Regions from separate parts of the Mus musculus genome. Here region 2 is linked to region 1. The links are chromatin loops, found by intact Hi-C in ENCODE. Cell type or tissue: left cerebral cortex. All regions are shown on one strand. Each heading gives the region's core, and the rest is flanking DNA. Links, peaks and the distances in the headings are about the cores only.

What was found. Hi-C counts contacts between places; a loop is a spot of excess contacts. Peaks named below come from ENCODE experiments on the same cell type or tissue, not always from the same donor. Only the 100,000 strongest peaks of a DNase experiment are listed, where the experiment ranks them.
Region 2: a loop joins it to region 1, with 3 times the contacts of the local background. A loop is called at or near these places in 2 of 42 quality-filtered maps.

What each region holds. Positions count from the first base shown.
Region 1 is chr17:52,456,521-52,461,902 of GRCm38, reverse strand. No RefSeq gene overlaps it. Among named protein-coding and RNA genes, the nearest start is that of Gm27217, 140 kb to the left of the region's middle. In left cerebral cortex, for the core only: no CTCF peak of the experiment used is centred there; DNase peaks (open chromatin) are centred at 357, 2,105, 2,428 and 3,018; H3K4me3 peaks cover 293 bases; H3K27ac peaks cover 1,271 bases.
Region 2 is chr17:52,347,484-52,352,865 of GRCm38, reverse strand. No RefSeq gene overlaps it. Among named protein-coding and RNA genes, the nearest start is that of Gm41600, 46 kb to the right of the region's middle. In left cerebral cortex, for the core only: no CTCF peak of the experiment used is centred there; DNase peaks (open chromatin) are centred at 3,267, 3,884, 4,176, 4,640 and 3 more places; H3K27ac peaks cover 3,678 bases.

The DNA.
Region 1 (5,382 bases), core at 255-5,254:
TCAAATCCCTCTTTAATGTAAGAACCTGATCAAAAGGCTTGAACAAAAAAGTAGAGACAGATGTGATCACGGACACAGTTCTATTTTGGATGGCTGAATGATCAGCTTTTAAATACCTGAGTAACCAAAGGTCTGTCATCCAGTAACAGAAACCAGAGAGGCAAGGCCTTGTACTGACAATAGAACGTCGGGCCTTTATTTTATTTCTTTCATTGGTTCTACTTTGTCTGAGCTGAGGAAAACTTTTAAAACCAAACAGCAAATATTAGAATGTAAGGAAACAAACAGAAATGCAGACTTTTAAGCTCAAGATTGTCTCCCGTCTGTAGCAAGTGATAATGCTGATCAGAAACGGGAGAAGGGCGCATGTGTCCTAAGGAGTTCTTGCTTGCAGCCCCGTGAAACAGCGCGACTGGCAAAATGCAGACTAATACGATAGAAGGCATACAGGATGGCTTCCTGGAGGTCGTGTGCCACCAGGCTGGCACAAATCCAGTTTCCCAACCAGAAGAAGGGCAGAATAAACTGGAACGTGCTTGATGCCAGTCGGGCTTTCATAGGAAAACAGATGACGGCTAAGATTATTAATCTTGACAGTTTCCTGATTTATTGGGATGTTGTCATCTTCTCCTTTTGTATAATTTGCCAAATGATCATAGTATTAGACTTAAGGAGGCAGCACCCAGGGCCCCCTTCTTTGGCATTTGCTTCAACAGTAAAACATGAAGGCTTGTTTTGAGGCAAAGGTGGACAAATTGAATTTTCACAGATGTATTATCATTTGAGAAATACCAAGTCATGTTTTATTGTGACTTTTGATGTAAAGATAGCTTTATATGTATTAATTATAGAAAACTGCTCCATTTATTTAATAAATATCAGGCCAAAGGTAAGAAATTTAAAATCGAGGTCTCTAGCAATCAAAAGCAAATGTTACTGCTTAGACTAGGATACTGATAAACAAAGAAAATAATCAGAAAATAGCAGCTAGGTTTAAAAGCCATTCCTCTGCACAGTGATTTCCCAACAAAACAACAACCTGCATGGGAATTCTTTCTTTGAATTGCTCATGTAAAATCACAGAAATAATTTTGAGCTACTTCACCATAGATTCAAAATAAGGAATCATTTGACACATTTTATAAGTGGTTGCCTTCACCAAAGTATTTTTTTATATTCTATTTTTTGTAATCCCTTGCATTTAAAATAGCAACAACAGAAATTAATCTTCAGTTTTTAAAAAGGAATTACAATTAAAGATATTTCCAACTAAAAAGAGACGTTATCCCCAAAACAGGTTTAGCAAACTATAAAATCTCTAAACTTAAAATGCTATAATTGAACCCCCTCCTCTTTTATTAAGAAAAGCCATGTCTGCACCTATGCTTTGAGACATATTATGCAATAAACAGCAATCAGCCTAAAGATGCCATATCAAACAAACCAAGTTTTGTTTTGCTAAACTAAGCAAAATTAGTTGAATGCCCTAAGTAATAGTTGCTGGTATTTTTTTTTCTAAATTATTTCTCCACTTGTTTTTGTGTCTATGCATAAATTAAAAATCTGCTGAAATTTATTATTCATCGGAGATGTAATTAATATGCAAAATTATGCAAATTAAGATGCAATTAGGCTTCAATTCTCTAGTGGAATTTTCCATTATAATTTAATACAAAGTAATAGAGTAATTGGTGTCACGTGTAATTACGGTTACTCACGTGTACTTGCAGACGTGCAAATGATGTGGTATATGTTAGTTACCCTATGCAAATGGATCACACAATCTCTTAATACTTGGGAATGAAGTAAACAAAGATGGTCTTCAAAAAAAAAAAGGGTGAGAGGGACCCCTCTTTATTCTCATGTGCTTACATGAGAACTGTGTGAAAATTGTATCTAATTTCCCTGCCTTTCTTTCTAAGAATTTTTAACTTGGTGTTGTTTGGTGCACTGTTTATTACTTTAGAGAAATAATTTCTAGTTAAAAAAATATTTAAATAGAGTCCTAATAAAGATTCTAATGCCGCATGGATGCTACCAGGGTGAGAGCAAGCAGAGCAGAGCTCTGTTGAGCCGGGCACAGGCTGTTTCTGCATCAGGCTCAAAATTCCTCGTCTCTCAAAGAATATCAGGGAGCCTGGCTTGCCAAGGGAATAATCCTTACATTTTCTTATTTCCTGATGACAGAGTTGACCAATTCATTTGCTTTGAGAGCTGTATAGAAGTCACACTGATTTTTTTTTTTCAAACTAAAAATTTGTTCCCTCCTAATGTTTAGAATTCTAGGGGAATTCCGTGTCATTTCTACTGTATGAATAAAGCATTAAGCAATTGAACTGCCTCATAATCCCTGTCACTACTGCAGCCGCTTGGTTCAAGCGACTCCTTCACCGACTGCCTATGTGTCTCTTCCAGGGTCCCCAGGGAGACTAGAATTGGTCTCTCTTGCGCTTGTCCTAAGCAGGAGCTGCTGCTTCTGATTTCTCCATGAGAAATGATTACCGCTTGTTTCAAAACACCCATGCTGTGTTGAATCCTGCACAGAAAACATTTTGATCTCGACACTTTCCTTCTCATAACTGAAGCACACACTTTAAGATGAGTATTTTATATTCTTAGCTCCAATTAACCTGAAGTGTTTCTCTTTCCGATGTCTCCCCCCCCCAACCCCCACCCAGTTGACTAAGTCTGTCTTTCTACCCCTTTGTAATAGATTCCTCCGCAGGAGGGGATGCATGTTATAATTTGCTACAATTAATAGGAGTGGAAAGGGCATGTTATAGATAAACTGCTTTACCTTCTGCCTGCTGTGTTTTCTACTTTTCATTCCTTTTCCTCCACCTGCAATGACTGGTTATCTGAAAGAAGGGACATGGGTAAGAGAAAATAAAGCAACCATTAGTCTCTCCTGTTTCACCCCTTCGTAGCCCCACCCATCCGTCCATATGTGGCTTTCTCATTCATTCCAGTAATAATACCAATTACTATGCAGGCAGGCCATTCTTATTCACATTTGCAGCTCGCTGTGGACATTTATGCTTCACTCTGAGCAACACTCACATCTTCAACAACATCGATTATACAGCTGTTGTACAGTCGTTGTAAATGAAATATACAATGCCCGGTTCAGCTCTTGGAATCCTTTATAGCGGTGGGATGTGGGGCAGGAGAGCCCTTCCTTGCTCTGTTTCTCTCTGGTGCTGGCTTCCTTTTCTAACACCTGACACTTGCAGGTAAAGAGGCTAAGCAAGGAGGACAAGATAGCCCAGATCAGAGCAGTTCTCTTCTCTTCTCACAGAGGAAACATTGGAATGTAGGCTTGGTGGGCGAATGGGTCTGTGAGATCTCAGCACCATGGGGAATTTCTAGAACCTTGTCTCTGCCTTTCCCCTCTTCCCTGACTCTCTCTCTCTCTCTCTCTCTCTCTCTCTCTCTCTCTCTCTCTCTCTCTCCTCTCTTTTTCCCTCTCTCCACATCAGGTTATATGTTTTGACTTAAATGAATGTGTTATGCATTGTATTTAATTTCTCCCATGATTTTTCTCACCTCAATATGCCTTCCCAGAGGGATTAAGGCCTTGAATCCTTCTGTCCCTGTTTTCTCTGGTTTGGTCTTCAAGCCCTCAAACTCAAATGAGCAGGATTGTCGTGCATGTGACTTTTCAAACTTACCTATTCACCCATGAGTGCCATATACCATCATTGGAAACCAGATTTTCCCATTCTCTAGACATAACAGTAAATATCTTAAGGAAGGCCCTAGAAAGGACACAGATAACACATCTGAGACTTGTAAAAATACTAGGTGGTTTTCTTTATATAACTTGGATTGTTCTCTTAGACTTTTTGTTGTTGTGGTTATTGTTATTTCAATTTGCAATGTTTTTTTTTTTCGTTGTTTCTTTTTTTGGGGGTTGTTTGTTTTGTTGTTGTTGTTTTTTGTTTTGCAAAGGCTCTATTCAATGCTATTTAATATGAATTCCTTTGTTCATATTTTAACATCTAGGGAACCAGAAACTATCTTACTATTCATGAAATTTTGAGAATCACTCTCAGCAAGATGAGTGACTGAACAACAGGAGCCTTTTGAATGACAATGGTCCTTAGCATTATGGCTAAGTGGGGAACAAATACCAGTCTTTCTGTTTGAAATTTCTCCAGTGGCATCTTCTGATATGCTCAGTACCTTATAATATGAAAGTACCAGCATGAGAATTCTTTTTGCAAGCCTGAAACTTAGAAGAGATGGGGGTCACTCATCAAAGAAATGAAACATCTCACACCCTGAACTGTGTGTTGGAAACAGCTGAAAAGCAACTGAGGTTTGTTTGTTTGTTTTTTTATATTATATCTTTATTTATTTTTATTGTATAAATGTTTTGTCTGCTTGTATGTTTGCTTACTATGTGTGTGCCTGTTCCATGTGGAGGTCAGAAGACACATCAGAATCCTTGGGACAGGAATTACATGCAGCTGTGATCTACTGTACAGGTACAAGCAACCAATTGAATCTGGGTCCTCTGTAAGAATAGTCAGTTCTTAACCTTTGAGCCATATCTCCAGCTCCCACCTCAGACATTATTTTAAAGATTTATTTGTGTGTGTGTGTGTGTGTGTGTGTGTGTGTGTGTGTGTGTCCAGGTACACATAAAGACCAGAAAGAAGTTGAATTTCCTAGAGCTGGAGTTACAGGCAGTTGTTCACCATAAGACATGTGCACTGAGAACTGAACTCCACCTCCTAACCACTGAGCTATATCCCCCCTCCTGCACTCATGTGTTTGTTTTGGTACATGTGTCTATGGGTGAGTATATGCACCTTTGAATGGGTATGGACCCATATGCCTCCATATATATGTGGAGGTCTGACAGTGAAGTCTTCCTTTACATTATTTATTGAGACAGGGATGAAAGGAAAAGTGTTAGCTTGGACCCCAAAGACCAAGTTCTCAGTATAAGGAAAATGTATTGTTCCAGAGGGACAGAAGGCAGGGATAAGGAGCAAGGACAGGAAGAGAGAAAGAGGGAGTGGAAAAGGGGACAAAGGAGAGGGGAGGAAAGGGGCAAGGGAGAAGGACAAAGGATTGCCTCTTGAGAGAGAGGAGACAGAGGTGGCACATAGGAAAGTGGCAGCTTATAAAGGGGAGACCTCGTGTTAGGACAAGGTGTTTAATTTTAATTGTGTATGTTAATTAGGTGAACCAAAGAGGGCTGATTGCCAGTCTTCAGTACTTTGATAGCTGGACCTTGGTAATCAGCCAGAGAAGGAGGGATTGGTACAACTAATGGGATAGACCTTGGGGGCTAGCTTCACATATGTAATCTAACAATTTTTAGCAAGGCAGAGAGAATTGGGCAAAAGGGTAAGTAAGGCCTGCCAGAGG
Region 2 (5,382 bases), core at 298-5,297, 110 kb after region 1:
TTTTTTCTTTTGTCTTTTTTTTTTTTTCAAACTTTAAAAACTATTACTACCAAATGGCCCCAACTTTGCTAGGCTAGTATTCTGGGAGGTATACTCAGTTCTTAGGGGCCACCTTTTGCTGGCTGCTACCAATGCTGATCCAGCTGAATGGAGAAGTCATATATCTCAGACATGGTAAAAAGACCCAGTCAAGCAAACCTTAGCCACCATGGTTTCTGTGTAGTACAGGCCTTTTAGTTAACAGGGACTAATTTGGGTGATCTTTTTCACTTACAGTAAATAATAATAATAATAATAATAATAATAATAATAATAATTAATAATAATAAATAGTAACACATTTCTAAACGTATTTTATCTGCTTCAGAGTTTCACAAGTATAAAATAAAGAATTACCGATGTGACAGTGCTTAACACTGGGACAGAAAAAAATCGCTTATCCTGGAATGAGAAACACAGCCTGTTGGCAATTCCAGCCTTTTGTAAATTCTCCTCACAAGCTGGTGAACCCCAACCTGCAGCTTCCTAGCTTTCTGCTGTCAATTGTGACGAAATCATTGTCAATTAATCAACTGGAAGAGCAAACACCTGCCCAATTTATTATTTTTTTACAAGTAATTAGGGGTCCAATAAAGCAGCAGGAGTAGACAGGGTTTCAGGTAAAAGCATGTGTCAAACCTGCGTGTTTCTAAGTAATCTGATACGAGAGGGAAGGGGGTTGGAGAGAGAGAGAGACACAGACAGAGAGACAAGCAGAAACACAGACAGAGAGACAGACAGAGAGGGTGAGAGAAAAAGACAGACAAAGGCAGACATACAGAGAGGGAGAGAGAAATTCTTTTCACCCACAAAAGTCAACAAAAAAATATTCTGACATGCAGAACAAAGAGGCTTGTCGAACAATGATTTTTCTTACCTATGATCCCAAGTACTTGTAAGCATCTATCTATAAAATGTCCAAAGCAACATATGTTAAAGATATATGTAAGCTGCTGTTTTGTGGGTAGGGTAGGAGCTGTGGGCCTAGGTCTAAACCTAGATAATGAGAGATAGACAAGCTAGCAATTTTACATGAATTCTGTCAGCCAGACAACAGTGATGGACGCAAAACTTGCTCTCTTCTCCACCAAAAATGTGGAGATGAAAGAGAAGCAGCCAGTGGCAGAAGCCCATCTCCTTTTACACAAAACAGGTGGTGTTCTAGTTCAGATGCCATATTTGCTATTTAGGGTTCTTGTGATCTCTGTGAGGATGGATAAGCTATAGAGTGCGTAGGAGAAGCTACACAAAGCATCCACACTGCTCCAAGCCTGCAGGCTTATTGCGACCTCACACTCCACACGCTGAGATTGGTTATCTTGTCAAGCTTGCTACAGCATCCCTGTGAAATTTGGGTTACCACATTTAGCTGTAGGATTACAGCACTCAATACCGCAGATAGGAGATAATGCCTCCAGCGTGTGGGGCTGGGGCCATATAAGCCTCACAGTCTAATTTTGGTAGCTTTGGGGGTAGAGGAGATGCAGGTGAGGCAGGACGTGGAAGGAGTGATGCGCGTGGGCTGTTGTGGCATACCCTCTCCCACAGTCTGGCCCTTCTGCCTATACAGACAGAAGAAAACGACGTTTTAAAATTTGATTCTGTGCCCCCATCCCTTTTGAAGCTGACAACCATAAAACTGAATATACCTTTCTGAATAGAATTCTAACACATAGAAAGTACCCCACTCTGCATGCTTTTTTACTTTTCAATGTACCCTTGGAGACTGAAATAATAATTTGATATTCTCTGTCTGCTGGTGCTAGATGGGCTTTTCCTTTAATGATGCAATGCTTCCAGTGGCCAGAAAGTCTCAGGACATTGACAGAAGAATCTGTTGGAGCTTTGCTCCTTCACATTGGTTTGCTGGTGAGCACCATCTCTGACTGTTTCCATTCAACAAGCTCTCTGACACTACAAGAAGCTCTCTCTTCATCTGGTAGAATAACAGTGAACTTGGGTCTGCTTCCTGCCCACCTTTCTTGCTATCTCTGGAACTGCCTTCAGATTTAGACAGTTTGAATATTACCAGCTCCTAGGAACCATTTGACAGGAATGCTAAGGTTCTCAGAAAAGAGTTAGTTGTCAAAGGCTTTCTCTAGTCACATGACTGGGTTGATAAGTTTAAATGTAGCCAAGTGTTTCTCAAGTGTATTTGGAATATTTTAGGATATTCAATCTCTCTCTGTCTCTCTGTCTCTCTCTCTCTCTCTGTCTCTGTCTCTCTCTCTGTCTCTGTCTCTCTGTCTCTGTCTCTCTGTCTCTCTGTCTCTCTGCCTCTCTCTGTCTCTCTCTCTTTCTCTGTCTCCCTGTCTTTGTCTCTCTCTTTCTCTCTCTCTGTCTCTCTGTGTGTGTGTGTGTGTGTGTGTGTGTGTGTATGTCCTCTTTTTCTCACAGTTTGAGAATTGGTCTTGGAAAAACTCTCTACAGATTTTTTTTGGTTTTGTTTTGTTTTCGTTGTTGTTGTTTTTGTTTGTTTGTTTGTTTGTTTGTTTTTTGATACAGGGTTTCTCTGTGTAGCCCTGGCTGGCCTGAAACTCACTCTCTAGACCAGGCTGGCCTCGAACTCAGAAATCCACCTGCCTCTGCCTCCCAAGATTCTACAGCTTACATTGCTAACTACAAAAATCAGCATAGAGAGTTTTTCCAAGACCAGTTCTGCAGTTATCTGTGATCAGCAGTATCGGGGATCACCTCGGATCCAGAGCATCTATCTAGTCAAGGCATGGGCAATTGGTTTACTTTGTATGCTGACTCCTCCTGCAGGGTTAGTCTGAAAGTAACTTCCGTCCTGCAAAGCCCCTGGGTAAGCTGGATGTGAATGGTGCATAAGAAACAAGCCTTGTGGAAGGAATCCCAGAAAAGTGGCGGAAGTTCTGATGGATTAGTTCACTGGATTCACTGACACATGATGCTTGCAAAGGAACTGGAGGCCAGATAAGTGTGGCAAGACTGACTTGAAGACAAGAAAACAGGTTATTTAAGGTTTGGGACCATGACTTGTTTGACAGTCTTCACAAATTACAACATCTCAGGCAGAGTTTTGTTCTATTTGAAAATCATTATGGACTACAAATGTGATCAGGAAGGTATGCTAACCCAGTATATCATTTATCCTTCTCATTCAGCTTCATAAAAGAAACTCCCAGGTTCTTGTAATGCCAGGACATGGGAAGGGGTAGGTTTGCTGCTGCTGGCTCTATGTAATCCATCACTTGAAGAAGCCTAAAATTCACCTCCTCAATGATGTCAACTATATTCAAAGGCAAGCACTACAATATTTAGGACATGGAAGACAGGCTGCGGCTTTTCTCTAGAAGGTGATGTGTTTTCTAAAGGTAGACTTTGACATTTTTCTGGCTCACTATTTTTTTTTCTTTTTCTTGTTAAAATTATTCTTTATGAGAAAAAATATATTCACACACATGCTACAAATAGAAGCCAACACACCAAAGTAAGTAACTATTGCTAAAAGCTGGCTAATTGAAATGTAATTCACTCATGCAAAACACACACACACAGAGAGAGGGAGAGAGAGAGAGAGAGAGAGAATATGAATTTTGGCCTTGCAGCCCTTTCTGAAGTCATATGAATGTCTCAGTGTTTGCACTTGAAAAACTGGAAGAAAAATCAATTGCATGAAAACACGAAATCGGTGAGTTTGTTTTCTTCTGTAGCTGTTTTCTGATGGGGAATGATCACATGTGTGGATGCTTACCTAACAAGGCCTTCCATGTGTGGGCAGAGCGTGGTATTTGGGAAAGATATTGGGAACTTAATTCTCTGAATGTTATAGCTGATGTAAATTGAGGCCATTCTATTTCAAGAGATTCTTGCTTTCAAAGTCACCCTGCATTTCTCAAGCTAATTTGGTCGGAAAAGAAACCGGTTAGGTGAAAACCCCAAATGTTTCCAAGCCTTAGGCTGCAGGTGTCTGAGATAAAAGTGAAAGTCCATATGTTAGGAGAAAAAAAGAAGGTGGGGAAGGGGAAGAGAAGGGATGAAAATAAAAGGGAATAAAGGGCAGGGGGCTGAAAGAAGGAAGACGGGGAGGGGGAGGACCGAAGAGAAGGAAGTTGTTCAGGGGCTCATTTACCCTCTGAATTGATGCACACGAAGCCCAGATCTTATCAGATAACACACACATTTAGAAACGAAATCTGCGCATGTCTGAGCTCCTGCAGCCCATTCTGCTTAGCTAAAGCAACATCTTTTTTTTTCCTCCAAAAAATCTGTTTCCTTCTTACATAGTCCAAATGTTAGAATGTGGTTTGAGTTCTTTTTTGAACATTAATTTAAACAGTATGGGAATAGATCAGCCCTTATAAGTCTAAATAAAACTTCCTTCGACATCCATAATATGCTGTTCTTACTTGGAGGCTAATGAAGTTGGAAAGAAGAAGTGGGAAAGAGTTAAATACAGAAAACAGTAAGCTTCGTGGAAGGTTTTTTTTTTCTTATAAAAATTTAATTGCTGTTCTCCTACCCAACCTATTTAAGCAGAAATTCACAACACAGCTTTAAACTGGTTTTCATTCCGGCTCCCCAAATGTTCGGATATGTTGACCTGAACAGAAAAACGCAAAAAACTCAGTGCCACTCACTGCAAAGCTGAGAGAATCAGTGTGGATGGGGAAGAGGAACAGACAGCCAGATTGTCTGGAATTAGAGACAAGCCATATTTGACATTCAGACGCTGTGCCTTTTGATGGCTTTCAATCACATTCAACTCCTACTGCCATAATAATAAGTAAATTGTGTCACACACAATCACAACACACATTTTCAAAAAGAGCATGAGGGAATGTGCTCAGCACTGTCAGTGTGGAGGCATTGTCGTCTCTGTGTACAGAGAGAATTTGTGTGGGCCCCTTAAGGTCAGCCTAAGAAATCACCTCAATTTTTGTAGCTTTGTGAGCTATAATTAGATCATTCTACCTGATTATAGAAGGATCAATCAAGCCTTTCTTGGCTCCATTGTAAGGTGGAAGTCTAGCACATAGCTAAACTACTGGACCTGCAGAGATCATAGGGTCCTAGACAATTCTGTAACATCCTGTCTCCACTGTTTTGGGGGACCCTGGGACCAGAACGATGGATTTCCTTTCCAAGTTCAGTGCTTTGTTTCAACTAGAAACAAAATGCCATCCTCTAAAACCATTCTTGGTATCAGAGTGGCTTCATTGTCATTGGGGGTATTAGCAATGTGTGTATGTGTTTCTTATAGGTAATCACTTTGCAAAGCAGCATTTCATTATTCTAATAGTTTCGTAAAATTCCTAATATCCGTGGACAAAAGCATCAAGTGTTTCCATGTAACAGGACATTGACTGTCAGCACAAG